Regions from separate parts of the Homo sapiens genome. Here region 2 is linked to region 1. The links are chromatin contacts, found by Hi-C or POLR2A ChIA-PET in ENCODE. All regions are on one chromosome and are shown on one strand. Each heading gives the region's core, a stretch centred on a gene start or an enhancer-like site at or near the end of the contact. The rest is flanking DNA. Distances are from core to core; before and after follow the strand shown. Region 1 overlaps VPS33A (VPS33A core subunit of CORVET and HOPS complexes). Region 2 holds the start of LRRC43 (leucine rich repeat containing 43).

Region 1 (6,300 bases), core at 777-3,276:
GTTGGCCAGGCTGGTCTCAAACTCCTGACCTCAAGTGATCTGCCCGTCTTGGCCTCCCGAAGTGCTGGGATTACAGGCATGAGCCACCATGCCCCGCCTGGAATATCCTTAACTATTAACATATGTATACTTCATTAACACTGAGAAGAACACGTGGTATTAAGACAGAGCTGACTCTCCCGAAGAGGCATTGTGGTGTTGATGACCTAGGTGTCAAACGTTGTATGTGCAAGTAGCCCCAGACTGAAACAATCATTACAAAGGATACTCACTAGTGACATCTTTGATCAATTCTGCAATTGAGGTATGGTTTGCAAGCGAGCCCCTTGCTGCCTGCATGTGGGGCAACTGGGAAACAAACTGCTTGATCTCCCCCACGGTCTTAGCATTGTGTCTTTCCTGAAATAAACAAGAGAGCAGTGCCTCAAGCAGGGAAGATAGTTTATTTATTTTATTTTTTTGAGAAGGACTCTCGCTTTGTTGCCCAGGCTGGAGTGCAGTGGCGCAATCTCGGCTCACTGCAACCTCCGCCTCCCAGGTTCAAGTGATTCTCATGCCTCAGCCTCCCGAGTAGCTGGGATTACAGGTGCCCACCACCATGCCCAAACTAATTTTTGTATTTTTAGTAGAGACAGGGTTTCACCATATTGGTCAGGCTGGTCTCGAACTCCTGACCTCAGGTGATCCACCCACCTTGGCCTCCCAAAGTGTTAGGATTACAGGCGTGAGCCACCACGCCTGGCCGATATTTTAAGTGCTTTGTTTTTTGTATTGTTCAGAGGATGTTTCATTTATATTAATGAGAAAGGAAGAATGGAATACAAATAAATCATTACATTACATAAAAAAAGAGAAAAGAAAAGTATATATATGACTGAAATAATAGAGGTCATGGTGCCTGTCTCCTGAATTAGCACTTCTTTAAAGAAGCAAATGCCTCAGAGTCTGTCTTCCAATGTACCAGCTTAAACACTGTGTCAGTATTTTGTGGACATCTGAGTATTGGTGAAAGATAGTACTATATAAACCATACAAATTTCTGAGTAAAAAACTAAGACAAAAAATTATGTTTAGAGGGTACCATAAAGAGGAAAAGTTTCCTGTGTAACAGAAAAAAATCCATTTTTTCTGTTGACCCTCAGTCTTTTATTTGATGTTGAGACAGGGTCTCTGTCGCCCAGGCTGGAGTGCAGTGGTGTCATCACAGCTCACTGCAGCCTCCGCCTCCTAGGCTCCTACCTCAGCCTCCCAAGGAGCTGGGATTACAGGCACACGCCACTGCCCAGCTAGTTAAAAAAAAAAAAAGTTTTGTAGAGACAGTGTCTTGCTGTGTTGCCCAGGCTGGTCTAGGACTTCTGGGCTCAAGCGATCCTCCTGCCTCAGCCTCCGACAGTGCCGGGATGACAGGCGTGAGCCACTGTGCCTGGCCTGAACCTTAGTCTTGAGTATAGTCTATGAACAAAGCGAACATAGCTTGGTGATGATAATATTTTTTGGCAAAATTTAATAACTTAAACCAAAAGTAACTTCAGAAATATGAAAATCAATTAATGAACATAATTCCTGAGAAAGATAAAATCTGGAATTACATGGCCTAGTTCCAAGCCAGCCTGGGCAACGCAGGAAGTCCCCATCTCTACAGAAAAAAAAACAACAAAAAACTCTGCCAGGCATGATGGCATGTGCCTGTGGTCCCAGCTACTCGGGAGGCTGAGGTGGGAGGATTGCTTGAGCCTGGGAGGTAGCAGCTCAGTAAGCCATGATTGTACCACTACACCCATCCTGGGAGACAAAGCGAGACCCTGTCAAAAAAAAATCTAGAACTACATACTCAGTGAAAAATTCATTTTCAAAAACTTCCCATTTATGTTTCCAAAGTTGAAATATTCAGACTTTATGATCTTGTTGAATTCCCATGTTTCAAAAAGGAGCCTGAGCAAGAATAAACTAGTGAACGGGCAAGAGGAGGCAGGAAGGTGATAATGAAGCCACCAATTTCAAAGCTCGGGGTTGCTGGGGATTTCAGTCTCATTATCACCTGCCACACGTGCTGACTTCCCCTGCCGCAGTCACACTGGCTAAACTTGAGTTTTCAGCATGAACCACAAGTTCTATTATAGAGGATTCTTTATTTGTAGTACAGATGGCTTCCTCTTAGGCAAGGTAGGAAATAATTTAAGACGATAAAGCAAATGTTTATGATGGAAGTCTGTAAACTGCACACACTTGCGCCTCCACCTACCCTCCACACAAAAAGAACTTTACGCAACGCGGGTCTGAGAAAGTTTAAAATGAAAACCTCGGATCTTCCAATACTGAATCTGCAGTTACTGAAGATGAGAAAAGTTGCATTGAAGCCTGGTTTAATGGCTACATATTTTTGGAGCTCTTATTCCCCTCAGGGGTGGGCATCTACCTGAGGCCTAGAGTTGCAGAATGACACCCAAAACTTGCCTCACCTCGAATGCTGCAGAGATGATCTTTGCTTTCTTGCTGAGCACAGAGCCAACTGCGTTGAAGTTCTTATCTCGGATCTCAGCATAGAGCTCCTCTGCAGAATTCAGCTGCAGCTTCTTTGCTTCCGTGGGGAGGTCCTTACCACCATCGCCCTGTTTCTTAGGTGCAAATTTCTCTGGAGGTAATTTCACATAACCTGAGCAGCAGTGGAAGGGAATAAGCACCTGTGTGCAATGACTGGAAGAACCAATCCGGTAACCAAGCACAAAACAGAATTTCCAACTCAGGAGAAAATGGAAGACGGCAAACGACACATAGCTCTGAGCTTTTGATTTTCCATGATCAAAGTACAGGAAGTAGTGACTCTAATACTGATACCACAGTTCTCATTATCTTTGGGGCACCTATATAAACCACATGCAGCAATGTCCACTTCCTAAACTTATTCAGGGATTAGGTCACTTTTCCACTCAGAAAACTTTCAAGGATCTCCCCATTGACTTTTAGTATTTTTTCAAACTGTAGATCATGTTCCATTAGTGGATCATGAAATCAAGCTGGTGGGTTGCAAGTAGCATCTTAAAACCAAAACCAAACGAAACCAAAACAAAACAACAGTACCAAAAACAGCACAGAGTAGAAAATACAAAAGCTTATCACACGCTGTTAGAGAAGCTAGTGGTGGCTTCGTTTTATTTTTTTTTTAAATAAAACTTTTGTTTCAGTTTAACATGCACATGCATACATGTGTGTATATACTGGCTCATGATATAAAATACATTTCTTACTGTGGATTGGAATCCAAAATAGTTTAAAAGCCATCCTAGAACAAGAATTAGAAACTACGGTCTGAGGACCAAACTCTGTTCACGTTCTGTTTTTTTTTTTTTTTTTGAGACGGAGTTTCACTCTTGTCACCCAGGCTGGAGTGCAATGGCACGATCTCGGCTCACTGCAACCTCCACCTCCTGGGTTCAAATGATTCTCCTGCCTCAGCCTCCTGAGTAGCTCAGATTATAGGCACCCACCACCATGCCCGGCTAATTTTCTTGTATTTTTAGTAGAGACAGGGTTTCACCATGTTGGCCAGGCTGGTCTTGAACTCTTGTCTTCAGGTGAGCCACCCTCCTGGGCCTCCCAAAGTGCTGGATTACAGGTGTGAGCCACCATGCCCAGCCCACTTTCTGTTTTTGCAAATAAAGTTTTATTGGCACATGGCCACAGCTATTCTTTTTGTATTGTCTATGGCTACTTTCACATGACAATGACAGAGACAAGGAGGTTCCTCTGTATGACCTGCACTTTGTAACAAGCAAAAGCCTAAAATACTTACTATCTGGGTCTTTATAGAAAAAGCTGTACACCCTGATCTAGAATAAGCTTCCAAATTCCTTAGCATGGTATCCACTTCCTCTGCGAAGTAGCCTTAATCTCCTTCTCCCTACTCTGCTCCTGCCAAGCCAAGTGAGTCCCTATTTTCCTGGAACACCCCACATGTGCTCATGAACTACGGATGGCATGGAGCTGGTGTAACTCTGCAGTAAAGCAATTTGGCAACATGTACCAAGTGCCTTTCACCCCAAAAATCCTGCATCAGGGAATCCAGGGAAAGAAAATAATCTGATATATGAAAAAAATCTTATGTAGGCTGGGCACAGTGGCTCACGCCTGTAATCCCAGCACTTTGAGAGGCTTAGGTGGGAGGATCTCTCTCTCTCTCTTATTTTATTTATTTATTTATTTATTTATTTAAGAGGGAGTCTCGCTCTCTCGCCCAGGCTGGAGTGCAGTGGCGTGATCTCAGCTCACTACAACCTCCACCTCCCGGGTTCAAGCGATTCTCCTGCCTCAGCCTCCTGAGTAGCTAGGATTACAGGCGCCCGCCACCACACCCGACTAATTTTTGTACTTTTAGTAGAGACGGGTTTCACCATGTTGGCCAGGCTGGTCTCGAACTCCTGACCTCAGATGATCCGCTCACCTCAACCTCCCAAAGTGCTGGGATTACAGACATGAGCCAGTGTGTCCAGCCACTTTTTGGTTTTTTAATTGAGACACAGTCTCAGTCTGTCACCCAGACTGGAGTGCAGTGGCACGATCTCGGCTCACTGCAACCTCCACCTCCCAGGTTCAAGCAATTCTCCTGCCTCAGCCTCCCAAGTAGCTGGGATTATAGCCACCCGCCACCATACCTGGCTAATTTTTTTTTGTATTTAGTAGAAATGGGGTTTCACTATGTTGGTCAGGCTGGTCTCGAACTCCTGACCTCAGGTGATTGGCCCGCCTTGGCCTCCCACAGTGCTAGGATTACAGGCATAAGCCACCATGCCTGCCCTATACTGTGGATTTTAATGTAACGATTACAGTATGCATACACTAGGAAAATGCTCATTAGCATACCAAATCAAAACTCAGGTTTGAAACTATTTGTACAACCTGATTCCATTTTTTGTTAACTACAATAAACTACACAAGGGGAAAAAAAGACTAGGAAATAATACCACAATATTAACAGTGGTTGTCCCAAGGTTTGGGGCCACAGGGCTGTTGGGGTAAGGTTGGAGGATAATAACGGATCTATGTTTTCTTCTATTTTTCCAATTTTTTTCCTAATCAATGTTTGACTTACATTACGAAAAAACTTGCTACAAGGAGGCTGGGAATTTATACATATTTTTTCTCTTCTTGGAAAATCCCTTCCCACATACCTCCCACCCCTCCTATACAGCTGTCCCTGGGCCAACTCCCAGGCCGCCTCTCCCCCCACCATTCCCCATCCTGAACTTCAGAGCTCTTCTTTCATGCCTTCCTGGGTGCTACATGCTCTGGGACCACCCTGTTTCTTTGATTTCCACCCACAACCCAGCATAGGGCTCTCCTGAAATAAATTCCTCTGTCAATAAATAGAGTTTTAAAAAGTATTAAAGGTGCCATTTTTTTGACAAACAATAATAATAAGACTTTTTACAATCTTATCACTAAAGACCTTCCATACGTGTGGAAACGCCTCCTCATGCATGTCTCTCTCTCCGTCACCCACGTCATTCATTCATCCATTCTTGTGGTAAATTGCACATAATATAAAAATTACTACTTTGTTTTACAGTGAATGATCCAGTAGCATTTAGTACATATACAACATGGTAGGACCACAGCCAGTATCTAGTTCCACACTTTTTTATCCCAAAGGGAAACCCTGTAGCCAATAAGTGGTGACTCCCCATCCCCTTCCTGTAGTCCTGGCAACCACGAGTCCGTTTCCCTCTGAATTGCAGGCCCTTCCTCTCTTCCTTCCTTTCTTTCTTTTTAAATATTTAAAAAAATTTTCACCTATTTTATTATTTTTTTGAGACAAAGTCTCACTCTGTCACCCGGGCTGGAGTGCAGCCGTGCGATCTTGGCTCACTGCAAGCTCCACCTCCTAAGTTCAAGCGATTCTCGTGCCTCAGCCTCCTGAGTAGCTGGTACTACAGGCATGCGCCACCAAATCCAGCTGTGTGTGTGTGTGTGTGTGTGTGTATTTTTAGTAGTGATGGGGTTTCACCACGTTGGTCAGCCTGGTCTCAAACTTCTGATCTCACGTGATCTGCCTGCCTTGGCCTCCCAAAGTGCTGGGGTTACAGGAGTGAGCCACCGCGCCTGGCCTCATCTTTCTTACACATCCCTCTCCTCAGGCCTTCCCTTGGCTCCCTGTGACTTCATTCAGGATGGCAATAGAGGCCGGGGACTATGCAGACGAGGGAAGAAGGCCAGGCTGAGACAGGTGTAGGGGTCTGTGGTGAGGCAGGGAGCTCTAGACACTCTGGGTCCTGGCCACCAGTGGGAGCATGGCCTCTTGCCAGT
Region 2 (7,021 bases), core at 3,894-6,393, 61 kb before region 1:
GGTACGTGCCACCATGCCTGGTTAATTTTTGTATTTTTTGTAGAGACAGGGTTTTGCCATGTTGTCCAGGCTGGTCTTGAACTCCTGACCTCAAGTGATCCACCCACCTTGGCCTCCCAAGGTGCTAGGATTACAAGTGGGAGCCACCACGCCTGGCTGCATTTGTGGTTTTAAACTGCTGTTTGTGATATTTGTTATGGCAGCAATAGAGAACTAATACAGTACCCAGAGACCACATGTCAGCCTTACTGGGGTTTCAGCCTTCATTTTACATGACCCCTCTATAGCATGAAACATTGCCAACCACTTCCACCTTCTTGACAACCTCTCGTAACAACCTCTCCTGTAACAACGTCATCCTGATCCCTTTTGCCCCTCTCCCTAGCTCCACGGTGTCCACCCGTGATCTGGATTCCTCACACTTTACTGTCTGTCTCCTTCACACTCCAGACCTAAATGTCCACCTGAATGTCCCAGTGATACCTCAAAATCAACATGCCCAAAGGTGAGGGTGAGAAGAGGGTAATAGTGATAGTGGAGATGAAGAGGTGTGGATGGGTTGTAGAAATGTTTAGGAGGAAAAATACGTAAGAGGTGGCTTTCTTTTTTTTTTTTTTTTTTTTTTTTTTTGAGACATTGTCTTGCTCTGTCACCTGGCCTGGAGTGCAGTGGCATGATCTCGGCTCACCACAACCTCTGCCTCCCGGGTTCAAGCGATTGTCCTGCCTCAGCCTCTTGAGTAGCCGGGATTACAGGCGTGAGCCACCACTCTTGGCGTTTTTTTGTTTGTTTGTTTTTCTTGTATTTTTAGTAGAGATGGGGTTTTTTCATGTTGGCCAGGCTGGTCTTGAACTCCTGACCTTGTGATCCACCTGCCTCGGCCTCCCAAGGTGCTGGGATTATAGGCGTGAGCCATGGTGCCTGGCCAGGGTGGTGTTTGATTGGATATGGGGATGGTGGAGAGGGAAGAGTTGAGGACAACCTCTGGGTTTCTGGTTTGAGCAACTGGATAAATGATATTGGTACAAACGAAGAGGATCACAGGCCTCAGGCCTTTGGGGCTCGGGTGAGGTGATGAATTCTGGCTCTTTGCTTGTTGGTTGGCTGGTTTGGTTTGGTTTTCTTTTCTTTAAGAGGCAAGGTCTCAGTCTGTCACCTAGGCTAGAGTGCAGTGGTGTGATCACAGCTCACTGCAGCCTCAAACTCCCAGGCTCAAGAGATCCTTCCGCCTCAGCCTCCTGAGTAGCTGGGGTTATAGGCACACGGCATACCACCAGGCCTGGCTAACTTTTTAATTTTAACTTTTTGTAGAAATAAGATCCTCCTCTATTGCCTAGGCTGGTCTTAAACTCCGGGGCTCAAGCAATCCACTCACCTTGGCCTCCCAAAGTGCTGCGACTGTAGGTGCAAGCCACGTGCCCGGCCTGATTCAGCTTTTGACACAGTGAATGGGAAGTGTTATGGATGCTCAGCTGAAGACACACAGTAGGCTGTTGGACGTGTGGATCTGAAGCGTGTAGGAAGGAACTACAGATGTAAATGTGGGTGCCATCAAGGTATTGTGGCAGATAAAACTGTAAGCCAGTAAGAGATGAGCAGTGTGAGGTGTGGAAGTCGTGTGGAGCCCTGGGACATGCTTCCATTAACAGGACAAGGAGAAGATGATGATTTAATCTAGAACATGGAGAAGGCACTCTCAAGAGAAAAAGAAGGCTGGGTGCGGTGGCTCACACCTGTAATCCCAGCACTTTGGGAGGCCGAGGCGGGCGGATCACGAGGTCAAAAGGTCGAGACCATCCTGGCCAACATGGTGAAACCCTGTCTACTAAAAATACAAAAAAATTAGCTGGGTGTGGTGGCGCGTGTCTGTAGTCCCAGCTACTCAGGAGGCTGAGGCAGGAGAATTGCTTGAACCCAGAAGGTGGAGGTTGCGGTGAGCCGAGATTGCGCCACTGAACTCCAGCCTCGTGACAGAGTGAGACTCCGTCTCAAAAAAAAAAAAAAAAAAAGAGAGAGAGAAAGAAAAGTAACACCAGAAATACATGTTGTCATGGAATAAGATGAAAAGCAGTTTTTCAAGGAGGAAATGGTTGGCATCATCAAAAGCCATGAAGAGGTCAAATAAGATAAAGGCTGAGGAGATTCACTAGATTGGGCAACATGAGGTCACAGAAACTTTGCTGGGAGAGTTTGAATAAATTTTTGGTGTGGCAGTTATATTGTGGTGGTTTGGGAAGTGAGGAAAAAGTGAGCATAGGCCAGGGGCGAGTGGCTCACACCTGTAATCCCAGCACTTTGGGAGGCCAAGGCAGGTGGATCACTTGAGGTCAGGAGTTCGAGACCAGCCTGACCAGCATGGAGAAACCCTGTCTCTACTAAAAATACAAAAACTAGCTGGGCATGGTGGCGGGAGCCTGCAATCCCAGCTACTCAGAAGGCTGAGGCAGGAGAATTGCTTGAACCCAGGAGGCGGAGGTTGCAGTGAGCCAAGATTGCGCCACTGCACTCCAGCCTGGGCAACAGAGCAAAACTCCGTCTCAAAAGAAAAGAAAAAAAGAAAAAGTGAGTATAGACCACTGTGTCAAGAAGCTTGGATGAGAAGGAAGAGAAAAGAGACAGTGTTGGCTGCAGGGGGACTTGGGATGAAGGGTGGAAGGGCTTCCTGGCTGGGCCTCTTCTGTGTATCTTGGGCTCTGTGGTCTGCCCAGACCTGACCTCATTCCTGAGCTCTTACTCCTAACCAATGGCTGATTTGACACAGTAGACGCCCATTGGCATCTGGACCTTAACTTGTTCCAAACAGGATGCTTGATTTCCCCTCTCAGTCTTCTCTTCCTTCACTGCACATTGTCCATCTGTTGCTCCATCAAAATTGCAGGAGCCATATCTGTGATTCATCTCCTTGATTTATTTATATCACTATGGACTCATAGATATTTATTTTATTCTTTGAGAGCCAGGCATGGTGGCTCACGCCTGTGATCTCAGCACTTTGGGAGGCTGAGGTGGGTGGATCACTTGAGGTCAGGAATTCGAGACCAGCCTGGGCAACATGGCGAAACCCCATCTGTACTAAAAATACAAAAAAATTAGCCAGGCATGGTGATGCATGCCTGTAGTCCCAGCCACTCAGGAGGCTGAGGTGGGAGGACCGCTTCAGTTCAGGAGGTCCAGGCTTCAGTGACCTGTGATCACGCTACTGCACAGTAGCCTGGATAACAAAGGGAGACCCTGCCTCAAAAAAAAAAAAGGATATTTTCTTCTTTGAAAGGACATATGGTTGGCTGGGCCCGGTGGCTCATGCATGTAATCCCAGCACTTTGAGAGGCTGAGGTGGGCGGATGACGAGGTCAGGAGATCGAGACCATCCTGACTAACACGGTGAAACCCCGTCTCTACTAAAAATACAAAAAATTAGCCGGGCTTGGTGGCGGGCGCCTGTAGTCCCAGCTACTCAGGAGGCTGAGGCAGGAGAATGGCGTGAACCTGGCAGGCGGAGCTTGCAGTGAGCCGAGATTGCACCACTGCACTCCAGCCTGGACGGCAGAGGGAGACTCCGTCTCAAAAAAAAAAAAAGGAAAAGAAAGGACATATGGTCATCTTTTTGCCTTAACTCCCAGTTTTGGATAAATTTTTTTTTTTTTTTGAGACAGTCTCACTCTGTTGCCCAGGCTGGAGTGCAGTGATGTGATCTCGGCTCACTGCAACCTCCGCCTCCTGGGTTCAAGCAATTCTCCTGCCTCAGCCTCCGAAGTAGCTGGGACTATAGGCATGTGTCACCACGCCTGGCTAATTTTTGTATTTTTAGTAGAGACGGGGTTTCACCATGTTGATCAGGCTGGTCTCGAACTCCTGACCTCAGGTGATCCACCCACCTCAGCCTCCCAAAGTGCTGGGTTTACAGGGGTGAGCCATCGCGCCCAGCCTAATTTTTCTAATAACAGTAAAGTTGTCCCGATATCGTATAGTCAAAAAGAATGAGAGATGTTAATGTGTTCCTCCAAAATTCATTTGTCAGAACCTGATGCCCAGTGTGATAGTATTAAAACGTGGGGCCCTTTGGGAAGTGATTAAGTTTGGGGGCTCCTCAGGAATGGGATCAATGTCCTTATAAAAGAAGCTTCATGGCTGGGCGTGGTGGCTCACGCCTGTAATCCCAACACTTTGGGAGGCTGAGGCCAGTGGATTGCCTGAGCCCAGGAGTTTGAGACCAACCTGGGCAACATGGTGAAACTCCATCTCTACTAAAATACAAAAAATTAGGCTGGGTGCGGTGGCTCACGTATGTAATCCCAGCACTTGGGGAGACCGAGGTGGGTGGATCACCTGAGGTCAGGAGTTCGAGACCAGCCTGGCCAACATGGTGAAACCCCGTCTCTACTAAAAATACACATTAGCGGGGCGTTGTGGCAGGCGGTTGTAATCCCAGCTACTCGGGAGGCTGAGGCAGGAGAATCGGTTGAATCTGGGAGGCGGAGGTTGCAGTGAGCCGAGATCGCGCCATTGCACTCCAGCCTGGACAACAAGAGTGAAACTCGGTCTCAAAAAAAAAAAAAAAAAAAAAAAAGCCGGAAGTGGTCATGCGCGCCTGTAATCCCAGCTACTCGGGAGGCTGAGGCAGGAGAATCGCTTGAACCCGGGACACGGAGATTGCGGTGAGCTGAGATCTCGCCACTGGACTCCAGCCTGGGCGACAGAGCGAGACTCTGTCTCAATAAAATAAAATAAATAAAAAATTTAAAAAATGAGGTCTGGGTGATTAAACAGTTATACAGGTGGACAGTGATAAAATCCCTGACTCCAGGGTTAGAGAGACCACCCTGGAACCCACTGGCTGGTTGGAGTCGAGATGTTTGACCTTGGGCCCTCTTCTCCTTTCTCCATCTGTCAGATGGGTATAGGATGACTTTCCGTGGGGAGTGCTTGACAGGAGCTAAGAAACAGGTCAGCTATGGCGCTTACTGCCTGCGGGAGCTGCCGCACTTAGAACCACCAGCTGTTATCCCATTTTTATAGATGAGGGCAGAAGAGAAAACGCAGGTGGTTGGGGCCAGGCTGTCTGATCCGGATGGGGGACTTTTCCCTCGGGGCAGGTGAGAGCGCCTGGAGAGGCCCCTGCCCCCGCGCACGCGTCCTAGCGGTTGCCGGGCAACGCGGCCCGGGCCATGGAGGCGTCGTACGAGTCCGAGTCCGAGTCCGAGTCTGAGGCCGGGCCTGGGACTCAGCGGCCCGGGACCGGGACCGTGAGCGCGGCCGTGCGCGAGCACTTGCGGAAGCTGTGTCTGCGCGAGTTCCCGTGCGGTGCCGGCAGCTGGGTGCGGGCGCCGGGGCCGGAACTCTGGGGGCCTGGACCGGCTGCGGGGAGGCACGGGCCCGGGCGAGCGGAGCGGGCTGGTCCCTGGGGCCTGGGATCTGCGCATTCTGGGGGCCGCCGACATGGGGGCGGGTGGGGCTTGAGGGTGACGGTGGGGCCCGAGTCGCGGGCACTGCGCGGGGAGGAGAGCGGGGCCCGTCCTGAGCACATCAGCTGACCTGGGCTGGGGCCTCTCCCTGACTTGAAGACGTCAACACCCCAGATTTCTAGTGGGCAGGCTCCTTTTGGGGTGAAAAGCTTTTGTTTTGGGCAAAGAGTTCCACAACTTTTCCCAGCCTCCGAGCATTTAATAAGAGCCTGAGGCAGTGTGAGAGGTGGCTCAGCCTGAAGCCTGCGACCTTGAGTCCAGGAGAAGGGGTTACCCCCCATCCTGCCTCCCTGTCTCCAGAGTCCTAGACCCTTCCCTCCCGTGGCTTCAACCACGAGGGGCGCCCAGGTGTGGCCCAGGAAGGCTTACTGCCCAGGCTGGAGCATAGTGACGCGATGTCGACTTACTGCAACCTCCGCCTCCCAAGTAGCAGGGATTACAGGCACCTGCCACCATGCCCGGCTAATTATTGTATTTTTAGTAGAGACAGGATTTCACCATGTTGCCCAGGCTGGTCTCAAACTCCTGACCTCAAGTGATCCACCTGCCTTTTTAAAAGGAATGGCACCTTTTAATTATTTTGTATCTCACCTCATCTGTAGTTATATCCATGGCTAATAATCCATCAAAATTATTGATTATTCACTGTCTAGATTTTTTTTTTTTTTTTTGAGACGGAGTCTCGCTCTGTCACCCAGCCTGGAGTGCAGTGGCGTGATCTCGGCTCACTGCAACCTCCGCCTCCCGGGTTCAAACGATTCTCCTGCCTTAGCCTCCCGAGTAGCTGAGACTACAGTTGCGTGCCACCACGCCCGGCTAATTTTTTGTATTTTTAGTCGAGACGGGGTTTCACCGTGTTAGCCAGGATGGCCTCGATCTCTTGACCTCATGATCCGCCTGCCTCAGCCTCCCAAAGTGCTGGGATTACAGGCATGAGCCACCGCACCTGGCCTACTCTCTAGATTTCTAAACTCTATCCCTAATCGTCCAGTTTTATGATCTGTTCTGTTTTGAGAGTTTGGTGTCCTTAAGGGGGCTGTGTCACACCTACAGAAAATCCCTCCTCTGCCACTGCAGAATAAGTCGCGCTTTCTTCCTCAAACTTGGCGAACTTGGAGGGAGCTTGTCCCCAGAGAGGAGGATGTGGTGAGCCCCGGAGAGGAGACGGTGGAGGCCCTGCTGGGCCTGGTCCGCAGCCGCCACTCCCCCTGGGCTCTGCTGAACAACTCGAATGCAGAAGACAGTTTCCTGAGAGAATTGGCCATCCGGAACCCGCTGACGATCACAGACACCTTCTTCTACTCCTACTTCCGGTCCCTGCGGGTAATAGACAAGAAGGTCAGTGCTGGGCACGTGGTAGGTGATGTTAGGGTGGCCGCTCCCCTAAGGGAGGTTGTGGGGAGGGCACCCTTCCCCACAGCGCGTCAGGGATCCTGCTTTCAGGGCTGAAACGAAGGCCAGCCTGCCCTCCATCTGCTTCATCTCCCTGGCTTGTGTGCCAGGCAGGGCCGGCTACTCGGTCAGCCTTGCGTTTCTTCTTCCTTTACCCCTGGAAGCCA

The links. A loop is a pair of places that touch in the nucleus more often than their neighbours do. ChIA-PET counts read pairs that join two places held with the same protein, here RNA polymerase II (POLR2A).
Region 2: a map of endothelial cell of hepatic sinusoid shows a loop between it and region 1 (4-fold over the local background). The contact joins the promoter of LRRC43 here to the enhancer-like site in region 1. A Hi-C loop is called at or near these places in 1 of 168 maps with a recorded cell type or tissue (endothelial cell of hepatic sinusoid). POLR2A ChIA-PET finds 5 or more read pairs at or near these places in 3 of 52 experiments (AG04449, H1 and PC-9).

The regions. Positions count from the first base shown.
Region 1 is chr12:122,242,110-122,248,409 of GRCh38, forward strand. It overlaps VPS33A (VPS33A core subunit of CORVET and HOPS complexes), which reads right to left. Exons shown (of 13, transcript NM_022916.6): 7 at 2,460-2,653; 8 at 273-399. Among named protein-coding and RNA genes, the nearest start is that of DIABLO, 19 kb to the left of the region's middle. Within about 2 kb of position 2,027, at least 2 of the 41 ENCODE cell types and tissues checked have a DNase peak (open chromatin) inside an H3K27ac peak, as active enhancers do.
Region 2 is chr12:122,177,980-122,185,000 of GRCh38, forward strand. LRRC43 (leucine rich repeat containing 43) reads left to right here and starts at 5,144. Exons shown (of 12, transcript NM_001098519.2): 1 at 5,144-5,315; 2 at 6,540-6,800. The coding sequence starts at 5,166. RefSeq lists a silencer at 5,172-5,271 and an enhancer at 6,865-6,934.